2 separate regions of the Homo sapiens genome follow, and region 2 is linked to region 1. Evidence: chromatin contacts called from ENCODE Hi-C data. All regions are on one chromosome and are shown on one strand. Each heading gives the region's core, a stretch centred on a gene start or an enhancer-like site at or near the end of the contact. The rest is flanking DNA. Distances are from core to core; before and after follow the strand shown. Region 1 has its middle 61 kb from the start of TNFSF18. Region 2 overlaps LOC100506023 (a long non-coding RNA gene).

Region 1 (4,109 bases), core at 217-2,716:
GTAATAACCAAAGTTGTCATTCCAAAATGAAAATCTCATGTCAACAATCTGCTCAAAACCCATCAGTGGCTCACTGTTATATACTGGAAAATGTTGTAGTACCTTAGCATTGCATACTCAGTGTTCATGACCCTGTCTCCAACTACCTTTCTGAGCTCATCTCCAGTCACCGCCCCCCTCCTTCTGATGTGAAGAATGGGAGCTTCCTGAGAGCCATGACTATGTCTTACTCATCTGTGACTTCCCAGTATCATAATGGAGGCTTAGCGAACCCTGCATTTTTAATGAATAGAGTCTACTCACATATTAATCTCTTTTCAAAACAACTTTATGGTGAAACTTAACACATACAGAAAATGTAATAAAACAAATGAATAGCCTACTGAGATATCATAAAAAGAATACTCATGTGACTAACACCTCATTCAAAAATTAGAACATTGTTGGCTCTTTGGAAGGCCTCTGTCTGCCCTTTACAAATTACATCTCCTTCTCTTACTGCCAAAAGTAAATATTCACCACCCCTGTTAATCAGTTCTCAGGTCAGGACACATTCCCCCACCTCACCTTACCTCCATAATCTTTCCTTTGACTTCATACAGCCCTCGGGAGGCTCCCCTCTCTCATCTTGGAAACACTTGGGTTCTTTAACTTTCATTTGGCATCTGAAAAAAAAATTTTTAAATAAATGTATATTAATGATATCCTTCTTGTCTTACTTACATTATTTTGCTTTCACTGTATATATCTTCAGATAAAGGGGCGGGTGCAGTGGCTCATGCCTGTAATTCCAGCACTTTGGGAGGCCAGGGCGGGTGGATCACGAGGTCAGGAGTTCAAGACCAGCCTGGCCAAGATGGTGAAACCCTGTCTCTACTAAAACTACAAAAATTAGCTGGGTGCAGTAGCAGGAGCCTGTAATTCCAGCTACTTGGGAGGCTGAGGCAGGGGAATCTCTTGAATCTGGGTGGCAGAGGTTGTAGTGAGCTGAGATTGTGTGACTGCACTCCAGCCTTGGTGACAGAGTGAGACTCTTGTCTCAAAAAAATATATATATATTTAGATAATATTTTTTGATGTCTATACTCTGTGTTGCTATAGTCTATTCTTTACTTTTATAGTTAAGATTTCATTAGAGGTGCTCAGTGAATATTTATTGAATTAGTAATTAATGAATGAGTGAATGACAGTTACATCAAAGCACAGAAGAGGCAGAAATTTACTTAACCAGTGAAAGAGAAACAGTAGAATATAGTTTATGCAAATAGATAGACAGACACACACATACATGCACATGCACACAGAGGTGGAGAGAGAGAGAGAAATAGAGAAGCAGGACATTGTTCTGATGTCATGCACCTGAATATTCAAGAGTTTCACACACACAAAAATAACTATTTCCTTCTCTCCCCTCTCTCCTGTTACTCACTTCCTCAAACCAAAGCAGTGTTAGGAAATCCAGATATGCTTCAGACACAATCTTCATTTGTTTCAACACCACTGTTTATGATTGTAGAAGGCTTTTGGGACCAAGCAGTAAATGTCCTCCTTCAGCATTTTACTTGAAAGGAACCACTGCAAGAACATGGGCCAGACTACAGGATGACCTCCTTACATGGATATTCTAGGAAAGATTCCACATTATCAGGGAAACCGGAAGAGATGACAATGGAAAATCCTTTTCTACTCTATGATGGCATGAGTAAATGAAAGACACTGGCAGTCTAAAAATAATAATTAAGTCTGTAGTTTTACCTAGATATTAAGTTGGCAATGAAAGCTTAGGCCTAGGACATGAGGTTGTAACTCAAACTCTCCTAGGTTCCAGCTAGTACATACAGCTAAAGTGTTGAGTCAATCTATACTTATCCTTTCAACTCTTGGATTGAATAATTCTTAAACATATAAACGTGAATTCTGTTTCCTTGCTTTTCATATACTGTTCAATGATTCCCCACACCACCCATACTTTTCTTGTAGAACATGGCTCATTTTTGGAGATTCAAATAAAATGTATCCTCTCTATGAAGCTGACTTGATCCTTCATAAAAGTTAGGACTTTGTCTGTTCTACTTCCACAATAATTTTTTCTCAAAGTACTAAACACATTGTATTTCCATTAGGTGTATTTATCTGCTTTATAGAATTATAATCTCCTCAACTTAAAGGATTGAGTTTTATTTTATGTCAGACCTATAGTAGGTACTCAATATGTTTCTGAATGAATAAAAAATACAGACAAAGTAGTAAAATATGAGACAGAACAAAAGTTTTAAACACCAAGTACCAAAATAAGTATCTTCTGTTTGCCAGATATTAATTAGGTGCTGAGAAAAAGCAAATGAAACACGGAATAGGCATCTAGGAGCTCACAGTCCAGTGAGGGAAACAGAAGTGTGTGAACACATGCAATATGGCTAGAGGGAGGAAGCCAGACATGGGTAAGGGGCCTTGAGAGCCCATAGGACTGGCCTCTGTCTCAGAGGAATAAAAGACAAGTTCAAGTTGATTCATTAAGGACAGGTAGAAGTCACTCAGGTGGAGAAAGGAAATAGGTGGGGGGTAATCAAGGTGGTGGAAACAGAAGCGTTGAAGTCCTCATGGAAGGCCTATCTTAATAAAACTTGATCATAAAGCTTTGCGTGGAAATTCCCAGTGGTGAGAACAAACAGAAATTTGCTTCTACCAGGTGGAGTTGTGGCCCCGGTGTGTCTGCTGGGTGTACAAGAGAGGAAAAGGGGAATGACGGAAGTGCACAAGAGAATAGCTGGAGAGAGCATAAACCCATGCTCAACTAGAAGGGAGAGTAGTTTATTTCCATCTGACTAGGAAAAAGAGAAGAGAATGCCTCTCAGTCACAAATTGACTCACATTGCACTTAGATCTACAAAGAAAATTAGCTGCTTTCTTTATTTTCTGTGGTATGTCTAATCTTTCTTAAAATTCCTCCACACCTCCTTGGATGGGAAGGGCAGAGACTGTTAGCTTCCTACTTCCTGCATCACAAGTTTTCAGTTTGAATAGTATATTTTGAATGACTCCGTCTCTTTTGGGTAAATTCTCGGAATTTCGGATTTCCTCTCCCCATTTCTCCTCTTGACTACGACCCTTGCTCTTTTTCAAGTCTAATCTCATGTCAACAGAGAAGACAAATGAATGGAAATCATGTAGCATTCTCTGGAATCTCATTAGTCTCCTCTGGGCTCTTCTACAGGGCAGCCAGTCAAATATGTTCCCTGGACTATTGACGATCAAGGTGCAGCTGGTTTCATTTGGCCTTTTAGAGGACATGCAAGTGGCCATGACTGTAATCTAAAGTCAGGGCATTTGCCTGATGGTTTACATATGACAACCACTTTATTCAGACTCTAGGTCTTAGCAAGTCTCCTGCTCCTATCAATACCTCAGTATCTACTCACATGGTTGAGTACCATACACAACTTAGGGAAATAAGTAAAGATGCTTTAGGATCATCTTTCTGAGCACCCTCCCTCAGGATCTACAGACTTGGCATCTGGGTGTTTTCACTTGGTCCCTTCCCGTTGGGGTTCATCTTGAGTCGGGGAAATAAAGACATAAAAAATCTCTCCATAGCATTTAGTCAACTCTCTTTTATTTCCTATAATATATTAGGATAGAAGGGGCAACTGTTCTATTTCTTCTTTCTCAGCATAGACTTCCATTACATCATATCCTCCTTCTTCCTCCTTAGTAGGGAAGGAGTATTATTTTCATATCATGGGACAAAAAATAATTTGAGAAGAAACTCTAAAATATTAATTGGTCAGGCTGCTCTTGATAAAGGTCAGAGATAATAACCTAGTTTAATGACCCCACATATCACTCAATCACAAGAGTACTACCATGGCAAAAAGCAAAATTCAAAAGACAGAAGTGTTCTGATATGGAAGAACAAGGCCTTCAATGGACCTATAATCTTACAAAAACATAGAAAATACATGCAAAACAACTAAAATCCTCTATTTCAGAACTCTAGAAAATAACCAAACTACAGAAAAAACTGAAAATTGTCAATTCAAGAGAAACTACCTGTAATTAACAGGTAATTTAGTTAGAAGTCTATGTCAGCCAGGCGCAGTGGCTCATGC
Region 2 (4,016 bases), core at 1,405-3,904, 300 kb before region 1:
GGAATGTGTGTGTGCTTTAAAAATAACATTTGTGGCCGGCCACAATGGCTCACAACTGTAATCCCAGCACTTTGGGAGGCCGAGGCGGGTGGATCGCTTGAGTCCAGGAGTTTGAGATCAGCCTAGGCAACATGGCGAAACCCTGTCTCTACTAAAAATACAAAAATTAGCCGGGCATGCTGGCGCACATCTGTGGTCCCAGCAATTCAGGAGGCTGAGGTTGCAGTGAGCCAAAATGACATCACTGCACTCCAGCCTGGGCAACAGAGTGAGATCTTCTCTCTCTCTCTCAAAAAATAAATAAATAAATAAATAAATAAAAATAAAAAAATAACATTTATAATGTCCTCAGTGAAAGGAAGCAATGTTTTGGCCAGGATGATAATGAAGATATTGTTACTGGGCTGGGAGACCCTTGGGCCCTGTTGGGGAGGGCCCTGTAAGCTGCCACTGCCCACCCTCCACAGGTGCCCCTTTGGTCCCCTTCCCTCTCCTCTGCCCTCTGGTTCTCTCCGTCATCCCTCTGTAGTGCTTGTCTTTGTTCAGGAAGATGCTCCATTTGCCTGCCTCTGGGCAGGGGACTTGCTTTAAGCCACGCTGCTGCCTACTCAGGCCAGCCCAGGATGTCTCCTTTGCAAATTTGGACCATGTTCTGAGCCCCAGCTGTAGGCCAGAGATCTGTGACATATTGGGCAGACCACCCACAGCCCAGCTGCTGCCACTGCTTAGCCTACATGTGCCCAGAGAGCTACACTATCACCACCCACCACATCTCACCGACAGACCCTGCCTTTAGAGACAAGGACCAACCTAGGAGAGCCTGGGTTGGCTCTACCTCCCTGGGCATTGATTTGGACAGCTCACCAACTCCCAAAGGAGCCAATCTTCTGGCCTGGTTGGCTCCCAACCTACTCCCTGCCCCATCGGTTTGCTGCAGAGGCCCGGTGGACCTGGCAGTCCCACATCATGACATTCCTTTTCTTCCATGCACCAGTTTTGCACAGCTGTCATTTTTCTTTCATAATTTCATCAGTCCCACAGATACGCACATTTAGGCAAAAATACTATGAACAAAACAGACAAACAAAAACAGGCCCTCAACCCAGCTCCTGAATACCAGTTAGAAAGAGCATTTGCATTCTTCTCAGTAAATATCAAGCATACTAAAAAAGAAAACAAATTGTTTCACTTACATTCTTACTTGCACCTGTGAGGGAGCCATTGTTACTGTCATTTCATGCATGGAAAGGCTGAGGGTCACAGAGGTTAGCTGATTTGCCTAACGTCGCAGAGCTGAGAACACCAAAGTCAGGGCCAGGATAATTATCCAGTGTTTGTCCCTCTGCCAAGTGCTGCCCCTTGGACTTGGGGCCCTCAGGCCATCAAGACTGGGGCCCTTTGCTCCTGGAGTGTCCCAAATTGATAGTGTAAGGGTGGTTCCGATTGAGTCTGACATGCTGCTAGGAACCCTCTGTTTTCTTCCCTTTATTCTCTTCTATCTTCCTTTTCCTAAGGCTCATCCCACTGTCCATTCTTCATAGGCTTCAAGGTGCTCTTTGACTTTTCTCTGTAGCTAGGCCATGGGACTTTCAGGTGTCACCCATCCTCCCACCCACTCACTTGCCTCTTGACAGTGCACCAGCTGAGGCACAACTATGTGTTGGGGAGATATGTAAGGAGAAATGTGAGACGTGGTCTTGCCCCTAATAAACTGTTAAAGAAAAATTATCCTGATATCTGTGAAAAACAGCAACGAACACTTTATTCAAGGCTATTGCAGTAAGGGTCAAGATTATTGCAATAGGTGAGAGGATTGAAACCCAAATACATCAGGGATAAGGGGGGATTTACAGCCAATCAGCACGCTGGGGGAGTGGATGGAAAATTACTAACAGGAACTTGATTAGGTGGAGGAAGAGGAGCTTGATTGGATGTTGAGGGTGAGAGAATCTCAGTAAATGGACTTAACAAGATTCATTGCTAAAACTTGGCTCATCAGGTCAAGGGCAAGGCCTAGTTGAGAAGAAGGCTTCAGGGAACCCGACTAAAGTTTGGTCAAGGAGGGAGTCTTTGCCAGCACTCACAAAGTCATATGAGAGTCAGGACCCAAACACAGGACCCAAGCTGCTACGAGGCAGTGATGTGCCAGCCATGGCATGGCTGAAGCTTGGAGAGGAGCCAGTGGATATATCTGGGTTATTCCATCCCCTCGCTCCAGGGCTGACTGGCAGACAGTCACACTGGCTTCATCTCAGGTTCATTCATTTCTCACTGCTCTATGATACACCATACTTTTCTTCTACTTCATACTTTGAAGCTTGAATTTCCAAGATTTGATAAGAAAGACTGAAAACCATAAGCAGACTGAAAAGTGCCAAGGCTTTATCTAGATCTTGGACAAGAACTTTAACCTCATGTTTCTTGTTTGCAATATTGAGACAATACTTGTTACAGATTGAATTGCGTCCCCCAATAATTCATTTATTGACTTAACCTGCAGTATGACTGTATTTGGAAACAGGGCCTCCAAGAAGGTAACGGTTAAATGAGGTCATAGAAGGTGGGGCCCTAATCTGGTGTCCTTGTAAGAAGAGGAAGAGATACCAGAGATCTTTTCCTCTGTGCACACACAGAGGAAAGGCCATGCAAAGACACAGTGAGAAGGTGGCCGTCTGCAAGCTAGGAAGGGAGGTTTTACCAGAAACAGAATTTTCTGGCATCTTGACCTTAGACTTCTTACTTCCAGAACTGTGAGAAAATAAAAATGTCTGTGGTTTAAGCCCTCCAGTCTGTGGTACTTTGTGATGGCAGCCTGAGCACACTAGTACAATACCTATCCTGTGGGTTTACGATGAGAACTGAACATAAGGTGAGTTGAGGACCTAACTGCAATTCACACGTTGGCTTGTCCCCCTTTCCTCCTGTCATGTGATTTGTAGGGTGTTAAGGGTCTTTTGCCAGCAGACACCTTCCTTGTGACCATATGATGGTGTGGAAAATTCACACAGTAGAAGCATTCTTTTGGATTCAGGCTTTGCTTCTCTGTATAAACTAAAAGGGGGAATTTTCTGAAAGCATGTTATTATCAGTTAGGATTCCTGGTTTCAAGCAGTGTACATGGATTGGCTGGTTTAGGCCAAAAAGGAACTATTGAAAGGATATAGACTGGGGTACAGGATTGGCAGGAAGGATGGAGGATCAGATGTGGGGCCTGCCAGCTGGCAAAAGGGCCAAACGTCACACCTTAGAATGGGGCGTGAGGACTGCAGGGCTATGCTGCTGGGCGCCGGCTGCTGCTGCTCGCTCCTCTGACCCTGTGAACACTGGCCTGCTGTGACACTGCTGGACTAGACTCTTCTATGACCAAGTCCTCCACACCGATGTGCCCTGTGGTCTCTGTGATTCTGGAGCGCTGCTGTCTCCTTGGCTGAGCTTAGATCATGAACACTGGCATTTTCAGCACTGAGAGTGGGAGGCAACTCTGCCTCCTGTCAAGATTCATAAGGTGGGGAACTTCCCCAAACAATTAAAAGCAGGCTCAAAATGCCAGATGGTCAAAAAGAATAACAAGTTCCCCCACAGATACAGGGAAACCTTTCAGAACCCCCACATAGGAAGTGCAGCTTCACTCACAGGAGTGAGAACAAAGAATTGGAAAGCCGACGGCTGGTTACTCTGCATCTCTCTGCCCCTGTCTCTCTGTCTCTGTGTCTCTGTCTTTCTCTCTCTCCTATATTTTCCAGCTCCACTTGCTAAAGGTAAGGCCCACCTCTGTCCTGACCATTAGAAATTAGTTGTCTCCCTTAGAACATCTTTTTCCTCATCTTCTGCAAATACTTTTCAATCCCCCTTGGAGATTCCCTCCTCTGTCCATTTTTGGTCTGGGTGGGCTCCATCCTCAGCCCTCAGGATGGGCCATAGGACCCCGTCCCAAGCCAATCAACACACTATTCCCTTGGATGCAGGAGTGAGTATGTGACCTAAACAGCCTCGATTCCCACCCCCTTTTTTATTGA

What was found. Hi-C counts contacts between places; a loop is a spot of excess contacts on that map. Pooled maps may share reads with other maps.
Region 2: a map of OCI-LY7 shows a loop between it and region 1 (2.3-fold over the local background). The contact joins two enhancer-like sites. A Hi-C loop is called at or near these places in 2 of 168 maps with a recorded cell type or tissue (B cell and OCI-LY7), 9 of 37 single-sample maps with no recorded cell type and 4 of 50 pooled maps.

The regions. Positions count from the first base shown.
Region 1 is chr1:173,109,613-173,113,721 of GRCh38, reverse strand. No RefSeq gene overlaps it. Among named protein-coding and RNA genes, the nearest start is that of TNFSF18, 61 kb to the right of the region's middle. Within about 2 kb of position 1,466, at least 5 of the 41 ENCODE cell types and tissues checked have a DNase peak (open chromatin) inside an H3K27ac peak, as active enhancers do; they include OCI-LY7, where a contact is called at or near this core.
Region 2 is chr1:173,412,914-173,416,929 of GRCh38, reverse strand. All of the region lies in intron 2 of LOC100506023 (a long non-coding RNA gene), which reads left to right. It also overlaps a transcript of TNFSF4 not described here. Among named protein-coding and RNA genes, the nearest start is that of PRDX6-AS1, 46 kb to the left of the region's middle. RefSeq lists enhancers at 557-606, 637-766, 2,227-2,276, 2,337-2,496, 3,077-3,126. Within about 2 kb of position 2,654, at least 4 of the 41 ENCODE cell types and tissues checked have a DNase peak (open chromatin) inside an H3K27ac peak, as active enhancers do; they include OCI-LY7, where a contact is called at or near this core.